Linked DNA regions of Mus musculus: region 1 is linked to region 2. A link is a loop called in an ENCODE intact Hi-C map of the cell type or tissue named here. Cell type or tissue: heart. All regions are shown on one strand. Each heading gives the region's core, and the rest is flanking DNA. Links, peaks and the distances in the headings are about the cores only.

Region 1 (8,344 bases), core at 93-8,092, 1.9 Mb before region 2:
ATAAGCAACAGAAACCAAAGTTACTCGGCATCATTAGAACCCAATTCTCCCTCCATAGCTAGTCCTGGATACACCATCACACTGGAAAGGCAAGATTCTGATCTAAAATTACTTCTCATGATGGGGAGAGAGGACTTTAAGAAGGACATAGATAACTCCCTTAAAGAAATACAGGAGAACATGGGTAAACAGCTAGAAGCCCTTAAAGAGGAAACACAAAAATCCCTTAAAGAATTACAGAAAAACACAACCAAACACACGAAGGAAATGAACAAAACCATCCAGGATCTAAAAATGAAAATAGAAAAATAAAGAAAGCACAAAGGGGAGACAACCCTGGAGTTAGAAAACCTAGGAAAGAGATCAGGTGTCATAGATGCAAGCATCACCAACAGAATGCAAGAGATAGAAGAGAGAATCTCAGGTGCAGAAGATACCATAGAAAACATTGACACAACAGTCAGAGACAATGCAAAATGCAAACAGCTCCTAACCCAAAACATCCAGGAAATCCAGGACACAATGAGAAGACTAAACCTAAGGATAATAAGTATAGAAGAGAGGGAAGATTCCCAACTAAAAGAGCCAATAAGTATCTTCAATAAAATTATAGAAGAAAAGTTTTCTAACCTAAAGAAAGAGATGCCGATGAACATACAAGAAGCCTACAGAACTCCAAATAGATTGGACCAGAAAAGAAGTTCCTCCTGTCACATAATAATTAAAACATCAAATGCATAAAACAAAGAAAGAATATTAAAACTTGTAAGGGAAAAAGGTCAAGTAACAAATAAAGGCAGACCTTACAGAAAAGAAAGAGCAAAATTAAGGATGTGGAAAGAAACAAATGATACACATACTGACCAATTCTGTGGAAAGACTGTGGGCCACAGGGTATTTGTGTTTCCAGTACCATAGTGTTCTTGCATAATAAAATAAAGTGAAAATAAAAATAAAGTAAAAGTGTAAGCAAAGCTAGTTTACTCAAGCAAATGGCAAGTGTTCTCATGCAGTGGGGGCAGGAGAGTGGGGAAGGTAGAGGAGGAGAGGGAGAAGGAGAAGATGAGAGAATATAGCAGTACAGCTTTGCCACAGATAACTTAAGGGCAAAACAGTAACTTCTGGTATTTGCTATTTTCACTAATTATACATGCCTTTTTGCCTGGGTTTTAAGAAGACTGAAAGGGTTGCCTGCGTTTCTGCCTTGGTGATAAGTCCTTTATTTCTGAAACATGTCTGTTCTGAAAATCTAAACACTGCTCATAAGTGACACCGTGTGAAGGTCTTCAAATGTTTAAAATGTTAAATCACATACAAACTAAATATCCTCTGCTTGAAATAAAAAATATGTATTAGCTACTTCTCTTATATGGTGAAAAAATACTTTAACAAAGGAAACTAGGAAGAAAGGGTTTATTTGTCTCTGAGCTTGAGGGCATATTGCACTATAGAGAGGCAATTCTGGCAGCCGGGACATTTGACCGCAGTTCACACTGCATCTGCATCCAGGAAGCAGAAAGAGATGGGTGCTGATGCCTAGCTTGCTTTCTCCTTATTCAGGCGAGAGAGAGAGACAGAGAGAGAGAGAGACAGAGACAGACAGACAGACAGACAGAGACAGACAGTCAGAGACAGACAGAGGAATAGAGACACAGAAAGAGAATGAGAATGTTTTGGCTAATTAAAAGATAAAAAATTTAATAGAAATACTTAAATAGAAAAATCATTTTCGAGTCTTGAGATAACTCAGCCAGTAGAGGCAAACAATCACAGGACTTGCAATCTGAGTTTGATCTGTGGATCTCACAAGGTGGAAGGAGGAGAATCTATACCTTAGAGTTGTCCTCTGACCTACAGAAGTGCCAGGCAGGACCCTCCCTCACCCCCCACCACTCCAAAGGGGTCTGGACATATGGGTTTTAATGTACTTAGCATGGAAGGCTTATCTAAAACTAAGACAAGTTCAGAAGAATTGCCATAGAAGACAAAAACCAAAGCTGTTAGAATTTAAAGAATACTTCAGGCTAGTTTTGGAAGCCCTACCTACTTTTCTGAATGCAACAATTCTCTTATTTGAAACATTGTCTCATTATATCAAAGGGAAACATGAAGTGTGCAGTAAAGATAGTTAGGGAGGTGGAGTAAAGAGGAGAGGGTTTCCCCACCATCAAGGTGAAGGCCAGTTTGTCCACTTTCTCCTGTTTTCATTTTAATTATAGGAATTAGAGCTTTGGAGCCGAAGAGATGGCCGAGCCACTAAAGACTAGGTTCACAAACAAAAATATAAGAAGTTGGAGATTTGTATGGAGAGAAGAACACATGTCCTAGTTTATGTGGCAAATTCTCACTTACACACTTCCCCTCTCCAATATAAATAGTGCCTCCTTCCACTACTTGAAGATTATCTCAGCTACAGATGAAAACTAAAAGTACCCAAATACATACAAGCAGCACTTATTGGATATTTGTTTCAGAAGTGTGTGTTTGTGCGCTTGTGTGTATGTGTGTGTTTATTTCATGAAGTTGAGGGGAAAATGTGCTGGGGGTGAGTTCTCAAGGGGCTGGAGGGGGGCCCAGTAGAGTATGTATATACTCAACCTATATTGTATACACATATGAAGAGAAGAAAAATCATTTGCTTGACTCTGGCACCCTCTGGTGATTAAAGCATGAAACATCTTTACACAAACAAGTTTTCCTAAAAGCATTAGGACATTCACATTCTGATATTGCTTATTCCTAGAGGGGAAAGTAACACAAACTATTAACATTCCAAATTGGACCATCTAACAGTCCTCACTGAACCTCAGCTTTGAATTCCACATCCTTAAACGTTGTCACTATCGGAGTCTCACCACCACTGCCATCTTTGACACTGTCCAGCATGCCTTTTGTCTCAGATCTCAGTAACTCAGTACACAGATGACCTTCCCAACACTCTTCCCTGCTTCTGCAAAGTTCTCCCAGGTAATGTCTTGGGGGTTGCCACCCCAATTTCTCTCCCTTTCAAGTCACCATTAGTAACCCAATTCTTCCTCGAGACCCCTCAAGAAGCTGCACACCACTCCCTCACTGTGCTGCATCCTATGTGGTCTTCTTTAGTTCTCATGTTCCCACGCCTGCTGAAAGTCCACAATCTTTTGTTGTATTCACACCTCTGAGAGCACCTAAACTCCCTCTTTTACCTAGGCAGACTCTAGACAAAACCCACTAACTCTAACTTCTCTATTTTTTTTCCATCCTGCATGAAACTGGGGAAAACATAAAAAATAATGACTCATCTGATTTTAAATTCAGGGTCAAGAATTCTGATGTCTCATTGGTATCCAGCTGATACTGTATGGTGGCTAGCCTCAGCCTTTTGCAGTCTCTCTCTCTCTCTCTCTCTCTGGGGGGGGAGGGAGGGGGAAGAGGGAGAAAGAGAAATTCTTGCTATGTGTCACACCACTCCTGTCATTGTCCTTATTTTTCTATTTCAATAGTCATCTGATTCATTCATTCATTCATTCATTCATTCATTCTCCCAATCATATTCGCCCTCCCCCCATGCACATGTGTGTATCATTCTCGAGTGATAATATCATTTCCTGCTTTACTGAGAAAATTGAAGCAAAGGGGAACTTTGAGATTACTGGCAGTGCCCACCTTATTGTAATGAGAGGAGCAGTCTACCTTTCTAAGTAAAGACCAGAGCAGCTGCTTTGTATCAAATTCCATTTCTTTCCTTGCTCAGTGACAGCCCTTTCCTCTTTCTCCTCTGTGTCATCTTATAAATATGAAGTCTTCCGGATCACTTGGCACAGCATAAACATGCTGGTATTTATTTACCCCATCTCCAGTCGTTCTCTCTTTTTTTTTATTTTCAGTTTTTTCAGTCCTTCTCTTAATCCCACATTTCCTTCCAATTGTTCTATTGCTCTGAACTCTTTTACAACAACACTCTTCAAAAATCCCCTCAAATTCCATCAGCTCTCTAGTCTTGTCCTTGGGTTCTCTTTCAAACCCACTCTACTCAAACAAAGAGATTAGTAATAAATTGCTGACTTAAATGTGAGATGGTTTTGTAGGCAGCAATAGATAGATATCTGGACTAACGATCAGAGACAGTAACTTGGCCTCCTCCAGAGGGAGCGATCTCATCCTAAAACCATGCTGCTTTAGGAGCTGTCCACTTAGGAAGAGCTGGGGATGTGTGGCTCCTGGGGGTTGTAATCATCAAAGCTAAGTATGGCCTCTCGTATCTGTAATCCCACCACTAAGGAGGCTGAGTCAGATGAACAGCAAACAGCAAGTTTAAGGCCAGCCTTAGAATCCCAATCACCCAAAGAAATTAAATCAAAGTCATTGATGAGAGCACAATTCCCAAGGAATTAGACCCCAAGGATTTAGAATATAGCATGTTGGTGGAATAATGAAGGTGGCAGTAACAGTTTGAAAAGGATAGCTAATAACATTCTAGAGTCTGCAATTGAAAAATCAGAAAATCTCTAAGAAAATTTTGACAAAAGATAGCAACATTTACAGAAATAATGGGCCCATTATGTTCAGCTAGGGGATGGGGCATGTCCATCTTCAACTTGACTCTCTGGGATAATACTTCCATCAGTACATTAAAAATTCACTGATGAGAGTCAGCAGGTGGCATAGAAGCTAAAGACACTTGCTGTTAAGCACAACGACCAAAGATCAATCACTAGGACCCATATGGTGGAAGGGGAGAATCAACTTCTCCAAGTTGTTCTCTGACCTCTACACACGCTCTATAGTATCATTGCATGAACCCCTAACCAAATAAATGTTTAAAAATGAATAGACTGGAACTAGAGAACTGGCTTAGCTGTTAAGAGTGCTTGCTGTGTAATCATGAAAGTCAGAGTTTGAATTGTAGCATCTATGTTACAAGTTGGACGTCTCATGTATGCCTGTAACCCCCACTCTGAGACGGGCCAGAGACAAGAGAATGACTGGGGATTGCATCCATCCTACCAAGGAAATGAGTTTCACATTCAGGCAGAGGCCCTGGCTCAAAGAAGTAGGCACAGGGTAATAAAGGTGGGTATGTTGACTCTCTCTTCTGGCCTTCATGTATGTAGACAAATGTGTGTACTTACAATAAGAATGCATACACTTGGACAGACACATATATACATACATACATACATACATACATACATACATACATACATACATACACACACACACATACATACATACATACATATTTTAAAACTGGTAGCTATGGCTCACATCTAATAAATGCTTTGGTGAGCCAGACACAAAGAAGACATAATAATAGATGACTTAGATCTGAAGAACTCTGTAGGTCAGACAGAATGGTAGGTGTGATTGACATGGAAATGGATACCCTAACCTCAGGGCGACAGCAGTGACCTCAAAGGCCAGCAGGTACAGCTTCACTGTTAGAGAGAATGTGGTACAATTTCCAGGGTAAGCTAGAGGGATGAGAGGTAACCAGACTTCTCTGACCCGTTGTTGTACTCTATGGCAAGAGCACAATAATCATGGGACTGAGATCTTCATGACATACACAGGGAAGCAGAAACTTAGGGGGCCAAAGCATGCCTTACGCCCAATACTCAGCACTAAGTCCATGCAGAGGCTGAGAGCCCTCTGAGGAGCATATATTGGAAGTTTTTCGTTTTTATTTTTCTATAGTGATTCTTTTTATTTTTCAATTTTGAACACACACACATATAAAATATACTTTTTTATCTTTCTCCTCATTATCCTCCTTTACTCCCACTCTCCACTAAATTTTGTCTTCCCCCTTCTGGTTATTTTTGTGTGTATGTGTGTGTGTGTGCGTGCACGCGTGTGTGGTGTATATGTGTCCCATTGTATTTAATTAGGATTGCTTGCATGGCGGGGAGGGGATTATAAACAGATACAAATGGAACCTGAGTCTTAGATTATAATTATTATGTTTAAAAAGTGTGTTTTATTTAAGAATCTTACATAAGAAGCACAATTGATCCTGGTTGAGAACTACTGATAGAAACAAGTATTTATCAATAGTTACATGTGGTGAGCCTTAGTAAATGTCAATTCTCAGGGTATATTAGCTCATCAGCAGGGTGTAGGTCAGTAGGAAGACATCCTCACAACCCTGGTTCAAGTACAGCAGCACCACCCCTCACAGAGCCATAAGGAAAATACTGATTTAAGAAACCGCTCTCCAGGATTCTGATTTAATAGGATTAGGATAATGTCTGTGGATTTGCAATTAATACCCAGTAATAATCACCATAAGTTTGTCAATTAGTGCTGGTCTAGAAATACACTTTGGATAATGCTGCCCCAACGAGATCTACTCTGGGCGACTCTTGGTCAAGGAAAGAGTCCACACTTACAGGGGTTATTAGATATGGCCTCTAAAATTGTCCACCTGACCTGAACTATTCAAAGACTGAGCCTTGCAGAGGAGTATGTAGGTTGCAGGCCTTGCAGAGTGGCAGCTGTGATGGGAGCGAGCATTAAACGGGGTTCTCTTGAACATGCCCTTCTACTCCCAAGAACACAGAAACAATGCAAGTATGAACCCCAAATCCAAAAGTCCCAAAACTGAAGTATTCCATAGTCTGAAACATTTGGAGTAATAAAATGTTGAATATTGTACAAGTGGCCTTCTGTGACACATCACAGTAAAAATGCAGGTACAGTTACCTGCAGACTGTACTGCAAAGTGTATGTGAATAAGGAAGTGTGAACACGTTTTGCACTTAGATTTGGGTCTGACATAAGACTTTAAGGAATACATGCACACATTCTCAAGTCTGAATCACTTATGGCCCCAACTATTTTGGATCAAGGGATGCTCAGCCTGTACTGTGTCCCTAAGAGAAGTGCAGAGATTAATTCCAAAAATAGAGAGGATAGCCAAAACCTTCCCCTAATTCCTATTTAAGTCATCTCCTTAGAGGAAACAAAAACAAAGTAGATTGCTAGATCATTACAGCCTCAATCAGATTGAAATGCCAATCTCCAAGGCAGCACAAGACTAAGATTTTTAATATAGACAACATAGCATCTAGTACCCAGTATGCAGTCACTAACCTAACAAATATTTCCTAACTGAAAATCTGACAACTGACACAGAATATAAGGATATTTGTATGTCCACTGAAGCACACCATTATGGAGATTTTAAAATATCAGATGGCTAAGATAACTGACTCTGGGAATGCCCATAACATTTTTCTCCAGGCTTTCTCAGAGTCCATCAGTGGTTCCATGTCACAAATTGGCTCTGGCAGCATACAAGGATAACACAGTTGCACTTAAAGCATGCTTTTCACCTTTCTCAGGGTGCTCTGCCTATCGCTCTTGCAGTGTCTCCAGTCTACCAACAAACAAAGCCAATGCTAAGCAATTGTTGTGAAACAATTACCCAGGATGACCAGGTGTCCCCCTAGCTTCAATAAATGTACACTTTTCCAATCCAAGGAAGATCAACTTAATCCTTCCAAGGATAATCTCACACTCATGGTGGAAGTTTAATTGTCTGGCCTGCAGACCCTCTGCATTATTTTCATGACACTAAAGAATACTTTATCTAGCATCACACTGCACATCACTTCCTTGCAACTAAGAACAAGGTTATTGTCATGTATTTGACATAATGTTGCTTCTCACGACAGGCATATATATACGGCATCTGAGGTTTGGAGATACCCACATGTTCCCAAAATTCACTACATACCCCTATTATGATGAAAGAGCTGACTTCATAGAACAGTGAATGGGCCTGTGGAGGGTGCCATTAAACTGCAGTGTAAGCTGTCGCCTTAACCCAGCAATAACTATTGACTACAAATGCCCAGCTGTGGGAACCATAAAGTGATTACTCCATCTACACTGGTCTTCTGCTTCACCCATGCTTTTCTCCACTGCCTGCCTCTCTCTCTGTCTCTTCAGACTGCCTTCAAATAGCTGTCCATAACACTTTGTTGTTAAACCTCCTTTTTGCCTCCCTGAATAACTTTTATACACTGTTTCATACATTTATTTTCCTCTTCTTTATTATAAGTTCCAACAAGTAGGGATTTCTGGTTCTGTCTTCTATCACCAGTGCCAAAAAGAGTGCCAGAGTCATAGCCGGACTGACCTGGAGAGTAAAGAGTACCTCTGCCTACGTCATGGATGCTTGGTAAACCTCTGCTGTAAAAGATCTAACAGAAGACATTTCAGACTTCTGAGCATGTAGCTTCTGTTCTCACCACTCCTCTCTGGTGTTGTGACATAAAAGCAGAATGGGCTGCTAACTAAATGTGTGATGTGTGGAGAAGAAAGAAAGGCTTTGCTCAAAGATGAACGAACATACAGT
Region 2 (8,344 bases), core at 295-8,294:
ATGAAATATTAATGATGATGTTCATGGTGTGAATAAATTTCAGTAAAAGAACACTCTGAAATTGAGAACCACGGTCAATTTGGCCAAAAGTTTGGGAAAAAATATCCTAGTCTATGCACCTACGAACATGGTTTGCTTCACTATAAAACTGACTGAGTGTGAATGGCCTGTGAATATCATGGAGCCAAAGAAAGAGAAGATGAGTGAAATGCACAGAATGTAGGTGAGAGTGTGGTTACTGGTTTTCCAAATGGAAGGTGCTGGGTGATTCACAAAAATCCCAAGAATCAGACCTCTGAAGGCAGGGAAACATAGATTTCACAGGTAATAGCCATTCTCAAATGGTCTCCATAGGCCAGAGATGTCACAGGTGTATCGACTCAGTAGTAATCTATGCTCTGTGATGGTGTACCAGGCCTCTGAACACTTCACACACTAATATACATGCCATAGAGAAAAGAAAGTATCATCACAGGGAGTGGTGGCCCATGCCTGTAATCCCAACACTTGGGAGGCAGAGGCAGGTGAATTTCTGAGTTCAAGGTCAACCTGGTCTACAGAGTGAGTTCCAGGATTGCCAAGGCTACATAGAGAAACCCTATCTCAAAAAAACAAACAACAACAAAAAAACCAAAAACAAAACAGAAAAAAAGAAGGAGGAGGAGGAAGAGCAGCAGCAGCAGCAGGAGGAGGAGGAGGAGAAAAGTATCATCATTGTAGCTTCCACAGTCACAGGACCCTTTCAGACACAGGTGGGAGATGCTTTTCAACATCCACATCCTTTGCAGCTGAGGGTGTAACTGAAGTCACTGTGGTACAGCAACAATTCTAATTCAAAATGTCCATCCTCTTCACTGATTAAAAACTAAAGACGTATATGTATAAATTTTATTTACCTATGTGTAAATGTTGCTATGTTATTAATGTTGCTAGAAAAACACATTTCTTTGAATATTTTGGATAATTGAATGGGGTATGCCTTCCAGTCAATCACAGTTCTACTGACTCTGGAAGACGAATAGCTCATTGCTGTCAAAGTAGAACACCTGAAGATCTATGGCCTGTTTGAAAAGATTTGCCAAAACTGTCTGGTCAATATACCAAGCCAGCTCACGAGAACCTGGGGCAGAAAGTGGACATTTTTGTGTCAGGACATCTGGACATACAGAAGTGTAATCTTGCAATAAACAAAAATTAGTTGTGAAATGGGGTGAGGCAGAGCATGGTTCAGATAGACAGGTTGAAAGCAGGAAGAGGGAGGATTAATTGTTGGGTGGTGGACCACAAACTAATTCAGAGCACCCATAGAAAAGAATCCATAAGATCCTGGCAGCCCAGGAAAAATAATCTATGTCAGCTTCCTGTGCAGAACATGAAAGCCAGGATCCTCCAGCACCATCACAAGACACTTGCTAAGAAGGTGTGTGACTGCTTTTGAAAGCTCAGTTTAATGAAGAATGGATTCCTGTTTCCTATCGATATAATTTCAGTGGAGCACAGGCCGTATGCTAGCCAGTCAGGACAGGAAGGATCAATGGGAACAGGTGTTTGAGATCTGGTCTTGATACTGTTGCTAGTATTAGAGACTGTGATGTACAGTAGCTAACATCAGTAGTGATAAGGTTGTTGTGACATTTGTGTGGTTACGGAGTTTAACAATTTCCTTTCCCCTTTCATAGGTACCATTGGATACCTGGAGGGAGTGAAGAATCTGAGACACGGGGAAAGCCCTGCAGCTGTTGTTCTAGCATTCCCACAGCAACTGAGGCAACTTACTCTAGATGTGGAACTCAGTTCTGACTTCTCTGTTTTTAGAGAGACAGCTGATAATTTATATCAGCTGTTCATTACTTTGATGAAAGATAGATAGATAAATAGATAGATAGATAGATAGATAGATAGATAGATATTCATCCATATTAAAATGTTCAGACAAATAGATGTACCTAGAAAAAAATTATCTATGAAGGTAAGCCAGACACAGGTGGAGAAATATGGAATATATTCACTTATGTGTGGATATTAGCCAATGCTAAAATAATGAACTGGATAAGCCCATTGTATTTAGAGATATTAAGTATAGAAGAGTTGACTTCAGAGCACACAGTGGCACACAGTGGCACACAGATTCCCTGGTGCAGGTAAATAAAATAGATTTCATGGATCGACTGGAGGCAGATGGAGATGTGAATGGGAAAATGAGGTAGAAAGTAGGAGGGAAGTTAAGGTTGAAGAAGAAAATGCTGAGAGACAGTTGGAAATTAGAGGGGTATTTGAGTGATGATATGGAAGCCTATAGTGGTATATACTTCCTAAATGCTATAAAGACAATCAATATTCAGTGACCTACTAATGGGGGTGAAGCAGTCCCAACTGACATGGTATTTGCTTCAAATGAGCTTTCTAGTACACTACCTGAGTTTTATTCAATTGAGTTGTTGGCTAAGTGGGTCCCTTAGATCCCTAAGCAACCTAGGCAGTTGCTAAGATAACTCTTTGCTCTGTTAAAATTGAGAGCAGTTCTCTATTACCAAGCATATCATTCAGAGAACTCACTGGACACAGAGAAGGTGAACCTTCCTGCCTATATAATATTTTCTTTGGTATGTGAAGTTGCTAAACAGGCTAACAAAAGAGAAATGTGAAAAGCAACCTAGCCTCAAAACCTTTGGCTAAAATCTTGTCTACCTGCCAGATATGCTAGGGGAATGATGGCACAAACCATGTAAGAAAAGCTAACCAATGTCTCTTTTGACGTAAATCCTACTCTGTAAGCTGAAACTCATAACCAATTCTGCATGAGTAGCTAGGAACCACACAGTAGATAAAATAAACACCCAGGGGAAAAACAAACACTACCACTCAAGGAAAAATATCAACGATGTGATCCCCAATGATATTCTGTTATACTCAAGACCAGTGTCTTATTCTGTCACCATCCAAGAAGCTTCCTCCTGCATCAGACAGGAAGAGATGCAGAAACCTACCCACAGATGTTAAGTAAAGACAAGAGTCCTTGTCACAGACCTTTAAATCAAACCTACCCCAAAATAGGTCAGGCAACTGCATGTGAGAAAGAATGAAATAGCCAGATGTGTTAGAGGACCCAAGGAGAAAAGGCTATCTGAATCAAATGAACCAGGTTCATGTGAATTTACAGAGAAAAAAGCAATAAACACAGGGCCTGTATAGGTTTGTGCCTGGTCCTCTGGCATATATTATAACCTCTAAGCACCACCAGCCCAAGAAACAGGTAACTTCTTGGAATGCTGCAGGTTGCAAGTCTTAGGAAAATGATAAATCCTCATAGCCTATACAACCCCCTGTAGCATGTGACCCAAGTCCATCTCTTAGTCAGGATGTAATATCTAATAAAGCTTACCCACATGGTGGAATTCATTTTTCTCTGGCGATTCTCTGGTTTAACAGAACCAACAATATATCTTCTCTTCAGCCATACTTTGCAGCAATCTTGTCTTTGTTTTTCATTCAAACCTAAGGTGTAACATTAATACTTAATCCTATGAAGACACATTTTGAATGCTGTATTTACATCAAAACCTGCATATACCTCAGTGTAAAATTAATGGAGATTGTAACTTTACTCAGTAAATGTTAATATTTACAGCCATTTGATGGTGCTTTATAACCTACATTTTCTAATTCGGTGAAATCTGCAATGGTCCCTCATATAACTAATATCTACAAAGCTCTTTTGGAATGTCTATTCAGTCCCCTGTTAAAAGGGAAATGAAGTAGCAAACAGAGAAACAGGGGAGTTAAGAAACATGGGAGAATTTGAGTTCAAGGAGCTTTATTGAGGCTTTATCAAAGAGAACTCCTGTGTACAAACTACAGAGGCTGCCAAGGATCGAAGAGGTTATTTAGAAAAATATTCTGGCAAGTATACAATTAATTCAAGCATCACCAAAACCCCCAGGTTCATAGAATCTCAAACTTCCTAAAAATGGTAAGATACCCACAACAGAATTGTGAGTGTGGCAGGAGAAACTGCACCCCTGCTCCACACCCCTGCTCTGCTCCTGCCCATTTCCCATCCCAACAGCTCCACTGACCTTGAAGGTGAAAGCTGCTGAATGTTCTGGGAGTAAGGCACAGCAGCTGCAGCTTAAGGAGGTACCTCAAATACTCTCCCAATACAACTTCCTGAACACTAGGCATCTGAGATACATTGTCTTTTAAATATGAAGGACAAGCCCCCTTTTAAAACCTGTGGAACAGATATTTTACAATTTTCAGAACCCCAACTTTCAGAATTACAAGTCTTACTTCAGATTAGAAATTATCTTTTCTCTACTGGACATGTGCAAGGTCATTCTGTGCTTCCTGATCAGATATATGAAGGTAAGGATTAGTTTAATTTCTTTTTTTTGGGGGGGGGGGTTTCAAGACAGGGTTTCTCTGTATAGCCCTGGCTGTCCTGGAACTCACTCTGTAGACGAGGCTGGCCTCAAACTCAGAAATCCACCTGCCTCTGCCTCCCTAGTGCTGGGATTAAAGGCGTGCGCCACCATGCCTGGCTTAGTTTAATTTCTTAACAAAAGCTTGTTGCTTTTCCTATGAAGATAACATAGCAAGATCTTACATTACAAATCACCACTGCACTCAGAAAACTGCTCCTGCATTCCTGCAAATCTGTTAGCTCAGCTTGGGTATTTAACCCCTGATGAGCCTATATCCCTGGGATTTAAAACAGACAAATGTTACACATGTCCTGTCTTTGGGAAAGTTTGCTTTTATTCCTGTATGTATATATGCTGAATTCTCATTGTTATTTATACCTTTGCCTAACCTGGGGAAACCTTCAAAGATATGATACAGTATTTGTTTTATTAGTTTATAATGCCAAGGCCTCAAAATCAGAAAATACTTAAAAGGCATATTAAACTTAAAAGGCGTATTAAAATTGGTGTTTGACTCTTAGTTTCTCATATTCCACTGACATCTCCTATAATTCACAGGGACAGGCTATTGTAGAATGAGCTCATCAAACCTTAAAAGATATAGACATCTAAATTACAAAGTAGGGCTGGTGAGATGGCTCAGTGGGTAAGAGCACCCGACTGCTCTTCCGAAGGTCTGGAGTTCAAATCCCAGCAACCACATAGTGGCTCACAACCATCTGTAACAAGATCTGATGCCCTCTTCTGGAGTGTCTGAAGACAGCTACAGTGTACTTACATATAATAAATAAATAAATCTTTTTAAAAAAGTAAAATTATAATTATTGATCTCCTTATAATACTTTATATAACAATAAATAAGTCAATTTTTTAAACTTTTCTAGCCCCTAATAAAATAAAGACCTATTAACAGGATAATAAAAATGACTGATGTTTTTCTGGGAGAAGATCTGTTTATATATTTACAGGACTCTGCAGAGAATTTGTATGTACATGAAGAACAACTTGTCCTCAAGGAGATTAAAATCACAACTTAATATTCAGTGAAAACCTATACATCAAAATTAGGATAAAGTAAAGTTTAAAGTATGAAATAAAAATATAAGCAGAAAAAAAATCTCACATGCTCTCTCAATTTATATCCACCCATCAAGGATGCACTCGCCTTGCAGAGTCACAGCTGGATAACAGAGTGTTAGGGCTCCATCCTCTCAGATGAGGTCATGCTTCCATCCCACCTCAGTGTCCTCTATGACCATTGGGCTAAATGTCCCTTTTTTGTGTGTACACAGCAGTCTCCTCTGTGGTGGCTAGCTGGTAGCCTGAGGCTCCTGGCCTACTTGCTCATGCAATGGCTGTTGGCTGACACCACAGATCTCCTGCCCAGGTATCTGCTGTGTGAATGATAGGGTTGCTCTTATTCTCTGTCTCAGAAAGCACCTCTGAATAATAACTTAGTAAAATCATTCTCTTTTTCTGCTTCCCTATCTCTGACTCATTTGCCCTTTGTAAGTCATCCACCTCTTTTGGGTTAAAAGGAGGATGGAGAAACATAGGGAGGAAGAGGTAGGAGAGGAGAAGGAAGTAAAGGAGGAAGAGGAGGGGAGGAGGAGGAGGAGGTTGTAGGCAAGGAGCAGGGACCCTGAGTACCACCTTCTCATATTACAGAGAGTGAGTTAGAGTAGCTGTCACCAGCATTTCCAGTCTGGGGACACTAAGGTGAAGAGCAAGCAGGTCAGATTTGCAAATGGAACCTGACCTCTTGCTCTGTAACCAAAGTGACTGTAGGAGGTCACCAAGGTGTGGGAGGTAAAGGTGTGGGTGGTAAAGACATGAGAGATATAGGAGTGGAAGTTGTGGGAGGTTTTGGTGTGGGAGGTGTAGGTATGGGAGCTGTGGGAAGTGGAGTTGTGTTCCTTCTGCAGTAGCTGAAATTGCATCTTAAAGGGCAGCTGCCTACTCTGTCATGTCATACTGCCTTGTCTGATTCAAGGATAGTGGCATTTGTTGCTCCAGAAGGGAGCATCAGAGAAGTTCACAGATGGAGGTTCCAGCCAGTCATACCAGCTCCCTACATGGGAGACAGAGACAGGAACACCCACCCTCCAGGAGTTCACACAGTAACACATGTGTTAGTCAGGGTCCTTTAGGAGAGGATCTGAGACAGAATACATATCATAAGGAAGACTGGTTGCATTGACTTCCATGATATGGACCCAGTGGTTCCTCTATCCATGAGCTGGATGACTTAGCAGTTCCAATATGGTGTTGAAGGCCTTGGGCATTCCTGGAGAGTCTCTGGGCTTCAGCCCATATTGAAAGGCTGAAGAAACTGGGCTTCTCAAAGAAATGAGACAGGCACACTTACCAGCAAGGAATGAAGGTAGGCAAACAAATAGCAGTGTATTTTCCTTTAACTTCTGTCTCCTCTGGGAATCTTCACCCACCCTAGAAACACCTCTATAGACCCACACAGAGGTTTGTCTCATAGTTAATTTCAGATCCAACCAACTAGACAATCAGAATTAGCCTTCATGCTGTGCTGAGCCCCCTGCAAGTCCAGAAGAAAGCTCCAGGCATGTAGCCTTTAGGAATCCTCACTTGCCCTGGGGTGGGGTTTTCTATGCTGAAGCAGCTTTTGAGTCACTGCTCTGCCAAGTAACCCCACACACTCCCTGATCCACTGAGTCATACCTTGGTGGGAGGGTGTCTTTGGTCTGTGGTGGTACTCTCTGTGGGCTGTCTAGACATTGTTCACCTCTCCCCAGGAGTCACCCAGTAGCAGAGATGACTTCATGGCACCTTTGTCCCATCTGTAGGAACCTTTGTCCCACCTGTAGGGCCCATCTGTAGGGACCTTTGTCCCATATGTAGGGACCTTCGTCCCATCTGTTGGTCGGTAGTGAAATTGTTACCCTCTTGTCGTGAACCACCCATCTGATTCAGAGACCTCTGGGTCATTTCTCTGGTTTTGGTTGTCCCAGTGGAAGTGGACAAAGATGTCTTTGGGTTTGTAGATGATGATGTTTTCTGAAACGCGTGCTTTCTGTTTGCAGCTGTCCTCTCAGGCCTTAAGGACCGGAGGACTGTGGTCCGCAGACTTACTAAGAGGACCTACAGGCTGCCACCCTGGGGGATGCCCTGGGAAGTTGGGAGAGCCAGGGCTGTCTGGTAGTTTCCGGAGATCGATCAGAGGGACCGAGTTCTGTTGTTGAAGCTGGCCTGCTTGTGGAGGACACAAAAGGGTCACGTGTGTCTAGATCTGTTGGTTTTTGTTTTGTGGTCTTTTTTGTGTGTGTTTTGTTTTTTTGTTTTTCGAGCCAGGGTTTCTCTATATAGCCCTGGATGTCCTGGAATTCACTTTGTAGACCAGGCTGGCCTCGAACTCAGAAATCCGCCTGCCTCTGCCTCCCAAGTGCTGGGATTAAAGGCGGGCGCCACCATGGCCGGCTGTTTTGTGTGTTTTTTTATATGTGTTTAGAGCTATGTGAAAATCTAGAGAAGCGAAGGTAATTCTCATAGGTGCTTGTGTGTGCTAGAGATGATTTACACATGAGAGAACGGGTTTGAAAAAGCAGTACTTTCTGACTATCTGGCGATAATTTGGTGAAAGAGAAAAAACAGACAGTATCAATTGGTCTTTGGAGCCCAGCACCTGTAGTTAGAAGTCTAGTGTGGCTTGAGAAGTCCTGCTAGAAGCTAATTGTAAATGCTGCTCTGAAAGAAGACCTGAAAGCCCCACACTGCTTCCAAGATAGAGATTCGCTCTACATTAGACACCACCGCACAGAAAACCTTGAGATTCAGTGGAAAGGCCCTTGTATTATGCTTCTGCTTTTCCATGTGTGTTAGAAAACTGTGTCTAGTTCTAAGATTAGAACTATTTACTAGAAAGAGTGGGGATTGAAAGATCCTGAGAG

The links. Hi-C counts contacts between places; a loop is a spot of excess contacts. Peaks named below come from ENCODE experiments on the same cell type or tissue, not always from the same donor. Only the 100,000 strongest peaks of a DNase experiment are listed, where the experiment ranks them.
Region 1: a loop joins it to region 2, with 3 times the contacts of the local background. A loop is called at or near these places in 13 of 42 quality-filtered maps.

The regions. Positions count from the first base shown.
Region 1 is chr4:147,420,434-147,428,777 of GRCm38, reverse strand. No RefSeq gene overlaps it. Among named protein-coding and RNA genes, the nearest start is that of Gm46898, 13 kb to the right of the region's middle. In heart, for the core only: a CTCF peak has its summit at 2,648 (motif pointing left); DNase peaks (open chromatin) are centred at 3,007, 4,997, 5,407 and 7,267.
Region 2 is chr4:145,552,597-145,560,940 of GRCm38, reverse strand. It overlaps the pseudogene Gm21978. Among named protein-coding and RNA genes, the nearest start is that of Gm13212, 28 kb to the left of the region's middle. In heart, for the core only: no CTCF peak of the experiment used is centred there; no DNase peak of the experiment used is centred there.